Linked DNA regions of Homo sapiens: region 2 is linked to region 1. Evidence: chromatin contacts called from ENCODE Hi-C or POLR2A ChIA-PET data. All regions are on one chromosome and are shown on one strand. Each heading gives the region's core, a stretch centred on a gene start or an enhancer-like site at or near the end of the contact. The rest is flanking DNA. Distances are from core to core; before and after follow the strand shown.

Region 1 (7,196 bases), core at 623-3,122:
AGCGTAATGGTGTGATCTCGGGTCACTGCAACCTCCACCTCCCAGATTCAAGTGATTCTCCTGCCTCAGCCTCCTGAGCAGCTAGGATTACAGGCACCTGCCACCACACCAAGCTAATTTTTGTTTTTCGGTTTTTTTGAGATGGAGTCTCGCTCGGTTGCCTGGCCTGGAGTGCGGTGGTGCAATCTCGGCTCATTGCAGCATCCGCCTCCCCAGTTCAAGCTATTCTCCAGCCTTAGCCTCCTGAGTAGCTGGGATTACAGGCATGCGCCACTGTGTCTGGCTAATTTTTGTATTTTTTAGTAGAGATGGGGTTTCACCATGTTGTCCAGGCTGATCTCGAACTCCTGACCTCAGGTGATTCGCCCACCTCGGCCTCTCAAAGTGCTAGGATTACAAGCGTGAAACACTGTGCCTGGTCAATTTGTATGCTGTTCTCTAAGCCACTTCCTTAGAACCATCTTCTAATTCACTAACACTCTGTTTGTCTATGTCCATCTAAGATAATGTATATCTAGTTTATTGAGGGTTTATTACCAATAACTTACTTTTTTCATTTAGGAAATTATTTTCAGGATTTCTAATTGATTCATTTATTTTTAATTTTTAAAGTTTTCATTTTGAAATAATTTTAGATTTACAGAAGAGCTTCAGAGATAGCATAGCAAATTCTTGTTTATCCTCCACCCAGCTTTCCCTAATGTTAACAGTTACGTAATGTCTTGCATAACTGAGACATTTATCAAAAGTAAGAAACTAAACTTGATATAATACTATTAACTTTATTCAGATTTCCTTAATTTTTCTTTTTTCTTTTTTTCTGTTCAGAATCCAATCCAAGACACCATGTTGAATCTAGTTGTCAAGTCTCAAATCCGTGACTGTACTCAGTCTTTCATTGTCTCATGACCTTGGCATTTTTAAAGAGTACTGGGCAGGTTATTTTGTCTAATGTTCCTCAATTTAGGTTTTTATCTGATGTTTTCTGTTAAGCTAGGGTTATAGATTTTGGGGAAGAATGCTACAGAGGTAAAGTGCCCTTCTCATCACATCATATAAGGGGTTATAAGATATCAGTCTGACATTATTATTTAGGTTAACTTGATCACTTGGTTAAGGTGGTATCTCCATTGTGCAGTTGCTATTTTTCCCTTTCCAAATTCTATGCATTAGAAGTGAGTCACTGAGTCCAGGCAATACTGAATAAGAGAGAAATTGAGCTGTACTTCCCAGAGGGAGATGAATCAAAGAATATGTGTTCTTTCTTTCTTTATTTATTTAGAGACAGGGTCTCACTATATCTCCCAGGCTGTTCTCAAACCCCTGGCCTCAAATGATCCTCCTGTCTTGGCCTCCCACAGTGCTGGGATTATAGGCATGAGCCAATGCGCGAGATCTCTTTTTACGTTTATTCAATTTGTTATTCTTCCTTTATCCCTTTGAGGATCCAAGGCATACTTGTGTTGAAGCCTTTTATTTCTGTTGTTTTTTTCTTAGATTGAGAGTATCTGTGAAAAAGGTCTTTTAAAGATTGTTCTTTTCTTTGCATTTATCTATAGTGAATTACCCTCCTAATTATGGAGGATTTTACTTTGTTTGTTTTTTTGGTTGGTTTTTTTTTTTTTTTTTTTTTTGGTGTTGGTGTTGGGGAATTTGTCCTGTCTACAATTAATTTTAATAAGTTGAGGAAATTTATTTGCAGGTTCATCTTAGAGTGGGAAGTTTTGCAATTTCGTTCTGTTTTGTTTTGCTATAACCTTCTTTCTCACTGCTCTCACCATCCTTATCTAGGGTTTTTGTGAATTCAGTCATGGCCCTGTATGTTTGGCACAGATCCTGGTTTTGTGGCCATGTCTATGTTGGCCTGGTTCCTGGGTATGAGAGTTACAAAAGCTGCTGTCCCAGGCAGCAGAGGGCAGCAGCTTGTTTCAGCCTCTTTTTCTCACCTCAGCCCCTAGTTTTATGAACTAAAACAGATTCCAAGCCACTCTGACTGGAGCATTTTCCTCTATTAGATTACTTTTTTTACTTTGAAAAAAATTTTTTTTTTTTTTTGGAGAGTGGGTCTCACTCTGTTGCGCAGGCTGGAGTGCAGTGGTGCAATTGTAGCTCACTGCAACCTCCACCTCCCCAGGCTTAGGTGATTCTCCACCTCAGCCTCCCAAGTAGCTGGGACTACAGATGCACGCCACCATGCCCAGCTAATTTTCGTATTTTTTTGTATAAACAGGGTTTCATCATGTTGCTCAGACTAGTCTCGAACTCCTGGCCTCAAGTGATCCACCCATCTCTACCTCCCAAAGTGCTATGATTACAGGTGTGAACCACCATGCCCAGCCAAAAATGATGTTTTTAATAGATACAAAAATAAAATAGGTAAGTTCTCATAAAATTACTATATTTAAACAATAGGGGCCAGGCGCAGTGGCTCACACCTGTAATCCCAGCACTTTGGGAGGCTGAGGCAGGCGGATCTTTGAGGTCAGGAGTTCAAAACCAGCCTGGCCAACATGGTGAAATCCCATCTCTACTAAAAACACAAAAGAATAGCCAGGCAGGGTGATGGGCACCTGTAATCCCAACTACTTGGGAGGATGAGGCAGGAGAATTGCTTGAGCCCGGGAGGCGGAGGTTGCAGTGAGCCGAGATCGTGCCATTGCACTCCAGCCTGGACAACAGAGCAAGACTCTGTCTCAGAAAGCAAACAAACAAACAAACAAAAAACCAACAGGGAAAAATTTATGTCTGCAATTTTATTTCAATAAATAAGCACACAAGTAGGTGGTAAGAATACACACACAGAGAGGGAACATCACAATATTTATTGCATTTATTTCTTGGAAATGGTTTTTGATTGTTGTTTTGAGACAGGTCTCACTGCAAACTGCACATCCTGGGCTCTAAAAAACCTCTAACCTCAGCCCCACCCCCAATAGCTGGGACTACAAGTGCACACCACCACACCTGGCTAATTTTTTTTTTTTTTTTAGCGTGTAACCTTTTTTTTTTTTTTTTAATTTATTTATTTTTTATTGATCATTCTTGGGTGTTTCTCACAGAGGGGGATTTGGCAGGGTCACAGGACAATAGTGGAGGGAAGGTCAGCAGATAAACAAGTGAACAAAGGTCTCTGGTTTTCCTAGGCAGAGGACCCTGCGGCCTTCCGCAGTGTTTGTGTCCCTGGGTACTTGAGATTAGGGAATGGTGATGACTCTTAACGAGCATGCTGCCTTCAAGCATCTGTTTAACAAAGCACATCTTGCACCGCCCTTAATCCATTTAACCCTGAGTGGACACAGCACATGTTTCAGAGAGCACAGGGTTGGGGGTAAGGTCACAGATCAACAGGATCCCAAGGCAGAAGAATTTTTCTTAGTACAGAACAAAATGAAAAGTCTCCCATGTCTACCTCCTACTACACAAACACGGCAACCATCCGATTTCTCACTCTTTTCCCCACCTCTCCCCACTTTCTACTCCACAAAACCGCCATTGTCATCATGGCCCGTTCTCAATGAGCTGCCGGGCACACCTCCCAGACGGGGAGGTGGCCGGGCAGAGGGGCTCCTCACCTCCCAGTAGGGGCGGCCGGGCAGAGGCGCCCCCCACCTCCCGGACGGGGCGGCTGGCCGGGCGAGGGGCTGACCCCCCCACCTCCCTCCCGGACCGGGCGGCTAGCCGGGCAGAGGGGCTCCTCACTTCCCAGTAGGGGCAGCCGGGCAGAGGCGCCCCTCACCTCCCGGAAGGGGCGGCTGGCCGGGCAGGGGGCTGACCCCCCCGACCTCCCTCCCGGACGGGGCGGCTGGCTGGGTAGAGGGCTGACCCCCCCACCTCCCTCCCGGACGGGGCGGCCGGCCGGGCGGGGGGGCTGACCCCCCCACCTCCCTCCCGGACGGGGCGGCCGGCCGGACGGGGGCTGACCCCCCCACCTCCCTCCCGGACCGGGCGGCTGGCCGGGCAGAGGGGCTCCTCACTTCCCAGTAGGGGCGGCCGGGCAGAGGCGCCCCTCACCTCCCGGACGGGGCGGCTGGCCGGGCGGGGGGCTGACCCCCCCACCTCCCTCCTGGACGGGGCGGCTGGCCTGGCGGTGGGTGACCCCCACCTCCTTCCTGGACGGGGTGGCTGCCGGGCGGTGACGCTCCTCACTTCTCAGAGGGCGCGGCTTCCGGGCGGAGGGGCTCCTCACTTCTCAGACGGGGCGGCCGGGCAGAGATGCTCCTCACCTCCCAGACGGGGCGGCGGGGCAGAGGCGCTCCCCACATCTCAGACGATGGGCGGCCTGGCAGAGACGCTCCTCACTTCCTAGATGGGATGGCGGCCGGGAAGAGGCGCTCCTCACTTCCTAGATGGGATGGTGGCCGGGAAGAGGTGCTCCTCACTTCCTAGATGGGATGGCGGCCGGGCAGAGACGCTCCTCACTTTCCAGACTGGGCAGCCAGGCAGAGGGGCTCCTCACGTCCCAGATGATGGGCGGCCAGGCAGAGACGCTCCTCACTTCCCAGACGGGGTGGCGGCAGGGCAGAGGCTGCAATCTCGGCACTTTGGGAGGCCAAGGCAGGCGGCTGGGAGGTGGAGGCTGTAGCGAGCTGAGATCACGCCACTGCACTCCAGCCTGGGCAACATTGAGCACTGAGTGAACCAGACTCCGTCTGCAATCCCGGCACCTCGGGAGGCCGAGGCTGGCGGATCACTCGCGGTCAGGAGCTGGAGACCAGCCCGGCCAACACAGCGAAACCCCGTCTCCACCAAAAAAATACGAAAACCAGTCAGGCGTGGCGGCGCGTGCCTGCAATCGCAGGCACTCGGCAAGCCGAGGCAGGAGAATCAGGCAGGGAGGCTGCAGTGAGCGGAGATAGCAGCAGCACAGTCCAGCCTCGGCTCGGCATCAGAGGGAGACCGTGGAAAGAGAGGGAGAGGGAGACCGTGGGGAGAGGGGGAGGGGGAGGGAGAGGGCAGCGTGTAACCTTTGTAACTTCACTTCAGCCTCCACACCTGGCTAATTTTTGTATTTTTTTGTAGTAACAGGGTTTCACCATGTTGCCTGGGCTGGCTGTAAACTCCCAGCCTCAAGTGATCTGCCTGCCTCGGCCTCCCAAAGTGCTGGGATTACAGGCATGAGCCACCACCAGCCGGTAATGGTCTTTAAAGACATTTCTGGACATTTGTGATCAGAGGAAAAACGTTGCCTAATTATCTAATAATTTTTTTAAAATATTTGTTCCATTTTGCAAGCCATTTTATTTTCCTATCATTAGTTGATACCTATGTGTTTGTTTTTATGCCAAGATTGTGTTGTATTTGACTCAAAAAATATGACTGATGGAAGACTCCTCAACAAAATTGGTAGGTAATATTTGTGTACAATTTTTATATTTATATATACCCACATTAGTCATTTCAGAAATGTATGAAGGCGGTAGGAAGATAGCATGAGTAGGATGAGGTACATTGTTTTTCTTCCAATTAGCTATTTCTCTCTTATTTTTTATTTTTGTTTTACTTTATTTTATTTGAGATGGAGTCTCGCTCTGTTGCCCAGGCTGGAGTGCAGTGGCATGATCTCGGCTCACTGCAACCTCTACCTCCTGGGTTCAAGCGATTATCCTGCCTCAGCCTCCCTAGTAGCTGGGATTATAGGCACCTCCACCACACCCAGCTAGTTTTTGTATTTTTAGTAGAGACGGAGTTTCACCATGTTGGCCAGGCTGGTCTCAAACTCATGACCTCAAGTGATCCACCTGCCTCAGTCTCCCAAAGTGCTGGATTTACAGCCACCTTGTCCAGCCAATTTTTTAAAAATAAATTTCTTGGCCAGGCGCAGTGGCTCACACCTGTAATCCCAGCACTTTGGGAGGCTGAGATGGGTGGATCGCTTGAGGTCAGGAGTTCGAGACCAGCCTGGCCAACATGGTGAAACTCCGTCTCTACCAAAAATACAAAAACTAGCTGGGCTTGGTGGTGGACGCCTGTAATCCCAGCTACTTGGGAGGCTGAGGCAGGAGAATCGCTTGAAGCTGAGAGGTGGAGGTTGCAGTGAGCTGAGATCACACCATTGCACTCCAGCTGGGTGACAAGAGTGAGACTCCATCTCAAAAAATAAATAAATAAATAAATAAATAAATTACTTGATCTTATTAAGTAGAAAAGTTTTGTCTCTTCCTTTATTTTCTTATTTTATTAAGGTTACAGATAAAAGTAAGACTGTTTAACAGGCAGGAGCAACAGAAAACAAGGACTCTTGAAACTTTACAAACTCTATGATCAATTAATGAATGATTGGAAATTGTCTGTACTGAGAATGATGGCTCGCACCTGTAGTCCCAAGTACTCTGGAGGCTGAGGCAGAAGGATCCCTTGAGTTGTGAGTCCAGCCTGGACAACATAGTGAGACCCTGTCTCTAAAAAAATAAATGAAACAGAAATTGTCTGTACTGTACTTAACACAAATTCTACCAACGTATGCCAAATTATGCATAACATATAGAAATAGAATTTCTGCTGTCAAAGTAGTAGATGTTCTGGATAAAACATTTCAGGTTCTGAATAAAGAAAAAACATGAGAGTACAAGGGAAATGCTAAAATAAATACCACTTGAGACTTCAACTGGACCCAGATATTTAATGTGGTAGTGCTGAAAATTATGGGCCTAGCATGGTGACTCACGCCTGTAATCCCAGCACTTAGGGAGGCCGAAGCATGTAAAGCACTTTAGCTCAGGAGTTCAAGACCAGCCTGTGTAACATGGTGAAACCCCATCTCTACAAAAAATACAAAAATTAGGCGGGCATGGTGGCCTGCACCTGTAGTCCCAGCTACTTAGGAAGCTGAGGTGGGAGGATGGCTTGAGCCCAAGAGGCAAAGGTTGCAGTGAGCTGAGATCATACCACTACACTCCAGCTTGGGCCACAGACCCTGCTCTCAAAAAAAAAAAAAAAAAAGATCCCCCGTCCCAGGCCCGCCGGACCCGCGCTAGCAGCGTGGCAGCAGCGTGGCAGCAGCGCGGCAGCGGCGGCGGCGGCGGCGGGCGGTCCAGCGGGTGTTTCTCTCGGGTCGCAGGGTCTCCCAGCAGCGTGGTGGACTACCTGATCAGCGGTGGTACCGGCTACATGCCCGAGGACGGGCTCATCGCGCAGCAGCTCTTCGCCAGCGCCTAAGGCCTCACCTAGGACGCCTTCCTGATTCTCCCAGGACTCAT
Region 2 (6,763 bases), core at 221-2,720, 110 kb before region 1:
GGAGGAGACGCTGATGAGCCAGCTGGCTTCTAATGTAAGTAGCCCTGGCTGGACACTCACAGGCTGTTGGGAATTAGCCTGCAGCTAATTTGATGGTCATCCTTGTTTGCTGTGGCTGTGTGTGGGGAAAGGGTCTCCTGGCACACACTAACCATAACTGAGGCCTCACACCTCCTCTTGCCACGCCTTTGAGACATCTTGAGTATAGGTACAGGTGGGAGATGGTGCAACACTCGCCTTTTCCAGGCTAAAATGTTTCCAGCCTCTATCCTCAGCTGCTCTGCCTTCCTAGCGGTTTGTCGGGGCCCCTCCCTGTGACTAACAGTGACCAGTCTGCTGCCTACCACACGTAGGTATTTCTACCAAATACCCTTCTGCCTTACAAAATACTCCTCTGCTTGGAAAGTGTCTCGAATGCAGAGCAGCAGGCCCCACCCTGTGCCATAGCAACTATCCTACATGTTCTCCCGCTGGAAGAGTGGCCTGGGTTCTGAAACTTTCCTGCCAGAGGAGGGACTGAAAAAGCAGATCTGGCAGAGCGCCAGCAAGAGCAAAAGCTGTATTCGTCCCTTGTTTCCTTCTCAGGATTTTGAAGATTTTGTGACCCAGCTGGATGAAATCATGGTTCTGAAATCCAAGTGTATCCAGAGTCTGAGGAGCCAGCTGCAGCTCTATCTCACCTGCCACGGGCCCACCGCAGCCCCTGAGGGAACAGTGCCGTCTTAGAGCCAGACCCTGTGCCGAGATGGTGGGGGCCCTGCAGGAGTCTGTGCTGGGCTCTCAGGCTGGAGGAGCCTCTGCCAGGTCCTCCCTGCACACACCAGAACCCACACGCTGGTCCTGCCTATGCTAGCGTCACCCCAGCCCCACGTGGCTTCAGATAGGTCCCAGCTTCTCCCTCAGGGACAGGCCCCTGTCCCTCAGTTCCATGCACAGGAGTGCCTCCAAGGGTGGGCCAGGCCGAAGAACCTAATGCCTTTCCCTTGTGCCTAGAGAATATGATTAACTAACCCCTTGCCTGTGGGAATATATTTGGGTCTAATAACCCTGAAGTTTCTAAGTTTGGGGATCAGAGGATGGGGTGGTCAGTGGTAGCCTAGAGGTCAGAGGTCACAAGACAGAGAAGACAACATGCTGAGACCAGAGGCTTCACCAGCTGAATTCTGTGCCTAACTTAGAAGACTAAACACTGGCCCAAACTTAACCATTGGTGCTAGGGGGACAGGGGTGGGGTGAGCTCTGCCCCATCAGCCCTTGGAGATTGATTTGGGGATTTAGAGGCGTTTTTGAAAATGTAAATAGCATAAACCTTGACTTGATGTGTCACTGACAGCAGCAGATGTGAGACAGGCCTTATATTTACAGCTCCCTTCCCTTCCTGCAATCCAGTGTTGAGGCAGAAGAGGGTGCCTGTGTCACACATCAATTTTTCTCCTGACTTTTGCTCGGGTGAAAGGCCTCTGTACAATGCCCGATACTCTCATGCTTCCATGGCAGCTCCTGGCTCCTATCTGGGACACCTCACTACCCAGCCCCCTCATGGAATAGTCCATCTCCTAGCCTGGCCTTCATCCAGTTCACCCTGCCCAGCCACCCTGCCTCTCAGGGGTCTGTGTTGGGAACCTTGGCAGTTGAACAGAGTGCTCTGTTCAACAGTCTGAGGCCTCTGAAACAGAATTCACACACAAACCTTCAGCCAAGTTCTGCCTGCTGTGTATCTTTTTAGCAGGAAGCAGCTCAGGACAGGGAAGACAAAGTAGCCTCCAGGTGCCAATTACTTTAAAGCCACTCTGGGTCAAATGGAGATTCATGAGTCACGGCCTTGGCCCGAACGCCCATTACTATGTGAGCCTTTATTTCCTTCAGATAAAGGATAACTTTTTACGGTTTTAAAAGGAGGGCTTAATTAAAAGGCCAAGAAGAGGGTTAAATGGCTCTCTTGAGACACTAGCAGCCTGGTCCAGTCACCCTTTGTCAGCCTGACAGTGCCTCATCTGACCGCCAGGGGGCATCCTTATTGGTGCTTCCCGGCTGCAGGGCACTGCGGCCCCTCCCTCACATGATCACTAAAAACCTTCAAAGACCCAGTCTAGCCAAAAGCTCAAGTGGGACAATGGCACAGTATTAAGGTCAAGGACAAAAACTTACTTACTTTAGGAATGAACCCTATTCTATCATCATATACAACAGCACCACTGAGAGCTGGTGAAACAGTTTAAATCCCATCCTCTGCTTGTGGCAAATGATGCATAAATGCCTGCTGCTCACAGTAAAAGGGCTTCTTCCTCTTTTACTGGGTGATCCCCCTGAAGGCCCAGCCTATCCCAACTCCACAGTCAGGAAGGCCTACGTCCTTGGTCCACAGACGGAGCTGGGCCAGGTTTAAAAGACTCAGTCTAGGCTTGCCTTTGCAAACCAAAAACGAGGACAGGTCTGAAGTGGGAAGAAAGCTCCGAAATAGAAAACGGTTAGGTCCTATTCTATCCCCAGCAAATCTAAGCAAGAAATCTCTTTATACACCACATGGCCCCCCCACTCCCATAAAACAGCCTTGGTAATAAAGAAGTTATCACACCAAGACATACCTTTTAGATTTTTATTAGTAGTTCTCTCTGAAGAATCAAAATAGTTAGTTAGCAAATTATTTTAGATTCAAGACTGTATATCCTTTGTATTTAGATCTTTAATGATGTACAACATAATACAAAACAAACCAGAGAGACTGATTTCTATGACTAGGTGTTATTCATTGTGTCATCCTAAAGCAGTGGGCTGGAGGGGAAGCTGTTCAAGGAGAACAGAGGTGGAGTTAGTGCTGGCCAACTAAATCATGGCCTGTCTGCTTACCCATTCAATGTGCTGGGAAGGGGCCAATGATTTCTTAAACTGTTTCCTAGAGCAGGGGCTCTAAAACCCTGGGTAGCAGAGGACTGTGGTCCAAACCAAGCCAAAAGAAACAGGCTGGGGTAGGGAAGCATGGTGACTGCCTGGCAGAAAAGGCAAACTCTGGGCCCCATAGGGAAAAGTGCATTCTTTGCACCTCAGAGATATTGCAGAACCAGTGTTAACACTATGAGACTTTGTTAGGAGGGGAAAAAATAAAACCCTGGAAGAATCTTTCACTTGAACTCAACTTGACTGGAGTTCAGTCCACCAGTCTCAGGGGAAGGGGGAAGCACCTAGCTCCACAGCAGCACTGAGTCTGGCCCTCCCGCCCCATCTCCCCAGCCCCTCTCAGCAACTAGGCCAGGCTTCAGCTGAGGACATAAACACCCCAGAAAGACTAGGGTAGTCTCTCCGGAGGGCTGAAGTGGGAAGGACACTTCTCAAAATGCAAATGCGTTTAATACGGAAGGAGCCAGGACAGTTCTGGGGGCACTCACATGCCCGAATCTTCCCCACCTCCCCAGCTCAGGGCCTAGGCTCACAGAGACTGGCGAGCAGTCTCCACACCTGACCTTCTAACCCCCAAAAGAAAATCCGGAAGCTGCCCCTTCTCTTTCCCCACAGGTGGGCTCTGCAGGGCCTCCCAGGGATGGTGGTTCTGCGGCAGGGCCTAGGCAGGGCCTGGTCTCAGCTGGCTCCTGCCCGAGCCATGAGGTCTTCCAAAGCATTGTCCTGGTCATTGTTGTGTAATAGCAAAACTTCCTTAATGTCTTTCAGCTCAAAGCCCATCTCCTTAAATTTGCTCATTAACTGAAGAAACTCCATCATCTAAGGGAGAGAAGAGAACACAGATTAAAGAAAAGGGTGGGGTCACAGCACAGCTGAGTGAAGGAGTGTGTGTGTGGGACGGGGACTGGGGGAGAGCAGAATGTCTACATCCTTCCCCCAGAGCCCCGTGAGTCTCCATAAGGTCCCCTAGCAAGCAGAGGTGGGCTGTGGTGGAAGCCAAGGCAAACGGGTTTGGTGACGGCCATCAACCTTCAGGAGTCAGCCCAGTCCCAGCTCACTGTTGCTGAGCTCTGTCTGGGTCCCACCACCCACATCCATCTTCCCACCAAGGAAGGATACTGAACCCAGAAATGGCTGCTCTTCAAAGAGCAGTCTAGGCAAAAAGTCCAGCAATCTCCCTCCCTAATCATCTAAGAAGTTTGGCTTTTAGCCCAGGCCAATATTCCCTTCCCTTCACTGGGATTCTGAAGTTTTCAACCCAATGCTTCAACCACCAAGCCAAACGCAGGCCTCGGCCTGTCTGAATACTTGGGAGATTCTGCCCTTCAAATACTTGTACCTGTAGTCACTGGCAAAGCAAAAAGGTTGTGTGTGGGCCAAGGGAGAAAACCAGGATGGATACTTGGTCCCTCCTTTTCCAGAGGGTTCCCAAGAAACATGAAGATTCCCACCTTTTCTTCTGAACACTGGTGCATTTCCAGAGCCTCTTCCACTAAAAGAGGGTCGAAGCCCTTCTCACAAAGCTGTCCATGTGCAAAGAGATAGTCGAGAATCTAAGAAAAGAAACAAGGGGTTTAGCACCTACTGCTGCTCTTTGCTGTGCTTTCCAAGAGACCTCAACAAACTAGTGTGTGAAGTCCGTTCTCCGCCCCACCCAGGCCGTCAGATACTGGATAGGATTTGATTTTGTGCCTTGACTGTGTCCAACACAACAGGACCCCAGTGACTCTTTAATGAACACAGGCACAGCCTTCTAAACAGGAGCAGGCATTTTCCAAAGGAGTTGCAGCCACAGCTGACACGCCCACCAGAATGGTCAACTCCACAGCCTGGGCAGGCGGCTACTCTAAGAAAACAGCCCAAGTCAGAAAATGTCACCAAGGTCTAACACTCCAGTACCCTAATTCAACACTCTGGGCATAGATGACAGGATGAAAATTCCTGGAAAGAGACATTTGACCATACCCCAAGCCTAGCTCTGCCCCTTTTGGAGAGGCAGAGAAAGGAGGGGGTAGTTGGAGAACAGCTCCAATTCTCCCAAAGCTGTCTCTCAGCCTGGGTCCCGGAATAGCTTCCAAAAGAAGTACTGCTCCCAAGGCTGCTGGCTTTCCCCAAAACATGCCCCGTGTCCTCACAAACCCACAGGAAAGGAGGTTGGTGCTACAAGTCTGAGGGGCTCTAGGACAGGGGAGGACACTACTCCAGCTCCACAGGTCTGAGCCTGCCCTCCTGGCTGACCAACCGCTCACCTGCTCAATATTCTCTCCTTTCTTCTTCATGGCTCTGAGGACACACTCGTACGAGTAGCCCATGTTGACCACCGTCTCCACACACTGCCGCTCGCTGGGGGACAGCATCTGCAGTTCAGAATAGGCCTGGGGACAGCTGGGCATGTTGGGCACTTGTGACACTGAGAAATTAGGAGGGGTGACCTAGTGGAAAAACAAGAAGATTAAGGCAAGAAGACCTGGGCCCCCAAAGAAGTCACTGAGGCAGCCTAGTCCAGGGGTTGGCATTTCTGACACTATTCAAGCCCCAAGAAAAGCGGTCAGGTTGGAAGAAATCGCCAGGTTGCTGGTCAGACACCCTGAAAAGGAACAAAGAGGGGTAGGGGAGTGCCAGCTGAGAGGGAAAAAGGTGGGAGGTCACCTGCAATTGTGGCTGTCCTGCTCTGCCCTAGTCCCACTTTGGTGATTGAGAAAGCGCCACAACACGACAGGCCCTTGCATGCCCAAATCTCCAGGATTTGAGTTGAAGAAAGAAGCTGTGGCTGCCCCCGGGACTGATGTCCAAGCTGGCTGCGATTTCTCTCCAGCATTATCCCTTTCCCAGGCTGAAGTATCAGTTCTGAGGCATCATTTTTCACTTCAAATACTCCCACTTTGGAGCTAACTCTATCCCAAAGTCTCTACTCTTCGGCAGAGGCTGTGAGTGTGGTTCCCATGCATGGACAGCTTAGGAACCTGGACAGCTCAGGAACCCAGGGTTTTGAGGGTACTCCACACCTTTGCCCTACATCATGTACTGTGCTTCGTTTCCTGCCAAAGCTGCCATCCTACAGTGCCAGGACAGAAGGCATACTAGCCACACCAGGCTGGATCCCACAGACTGGAATCTGGACTCTAGGGACCTGCCCACCAGCTACAGGCAGCCTGCTCCCTGCCACTGGAACTTACTAACCCCAGTCGGATAGGCGTACAGAGTGCCGTGATTAACTCCCCCACCACTTCTGATCACAAATCAAGCCCAAGGCAGGAAGACAGCACACTCCCAGGCCAAAGGACCCACTGACCACAGGAACGAGGTCACAAGCCCTTTTACAGCTTGGCGCAGGTCCCAAGAACCAGGGAAGATGTTCACACAAAAATTTTTTTATTTCCTTGTTTTATTGGTGGGGAGAGGGAGCATGGTTAGGTGGTAGGAAGCCCTCTGTCCTAGAAGCAAGTTCGAAATTATACAGATGTAACCAGATGCTCTCCTCAAAGTCTGCTGGGGAAAGCCAGGATGGCTATAGGCCTCAGAGCCCATTCTGTTGGTGCTTAACCATCTCACCCACAGCACACACTCAGCAGCCCAAGCACAGGGCTGTCATTATGGTACAAGAGTCACAATAAGGCACAGGGATTGGATCACACCAGTCTAGCCACTTGGCAGGTCTAAGATTGTGTCTCCCTCTTTAGAGACGGGCTTTAACCTGGGCTAAAGAAACCAACAGCCACAGAGCAATGCCAGCTCTCACATGACATTCCCCAGCCAGGAAGGAGTCAGGACTATTCTTCAACTGCCTGCCCTTCTCATAATGCCTCCTAAATGCCTGGTGGGATGCAGGCATACACCCAGAATACTGCACATTACAAATGTTAATAAA

What was found. A loop is a pair of places that touch in the nucleus more often than their neighbours do. ChIA-PET counts read pairs that join two places held with the same protein, here RNA polymerase II (POLR2A). Pooled maps may share reads with other maps.
Region 2: a loop to region 1 is called in a pooled map, with 11 times the contacts of the local background. The contact joins two enhancer-like sites. A Hi-C loop is called at or near these places in 1 of 168 maps with a recorded cell type or tissue (mammary epithelial cell) and 10 of 50 pooled maps. POLR2A ChIA-PET finds 5 or more read pairs at or near these places in 8 of 52 experiments (H1, MCF 10A, Panc1 and 4 more).

Annotation. Positions count from the first base shown.
Region 1 is chr9:34,134,572-34,141,767 of GRCh38, reverse strand. It overlaps the pseudogene IMPDH1P1. Among named protein-coding and RNA genes, the nearest start is that of DCAF12, 11 kb to the right of the region's middle. Within about 2 kb of position 1,872, at least 3 of the 41 ENCODE cell types and tissues checked have a DNase peak (open chromatin) inside an H3K27ac peak, as active enhancers do.
Region 2 is chr9:34,248,343-34,255,105 of GRCh38, reverse strand. It overlaps UBAP1 (ubiquitin associated protein 1), which reads right to left. Exons shown (of 7, transcript NM_016525.5): 5 at 5,145-5,327; 6 at 4,347-4,448; 7 at 2,583-3,714. The coding sequence ends at 3,574. It overlaps KIF24 (kinesin family member 24), which reads left to right. Exons shown (of 13, transcript NM_194313.4): 12 at 1-34; 13 at 586-2,726. The coding sequence ends at 726. Among named protein-coding and RNA genes, the nearest start is that of UBAP1, 73 kb to the right of the region's middle. RefSeq lists an enhancer at 1-707 and a silencer at 1,909-1,958. Within about 2 kb of position 1,470, at least 21 of the 41 ENCODE cell types and tissues checked have a DNase peak (open chromatin) inside an H3K27ac peak, as active enhancers do.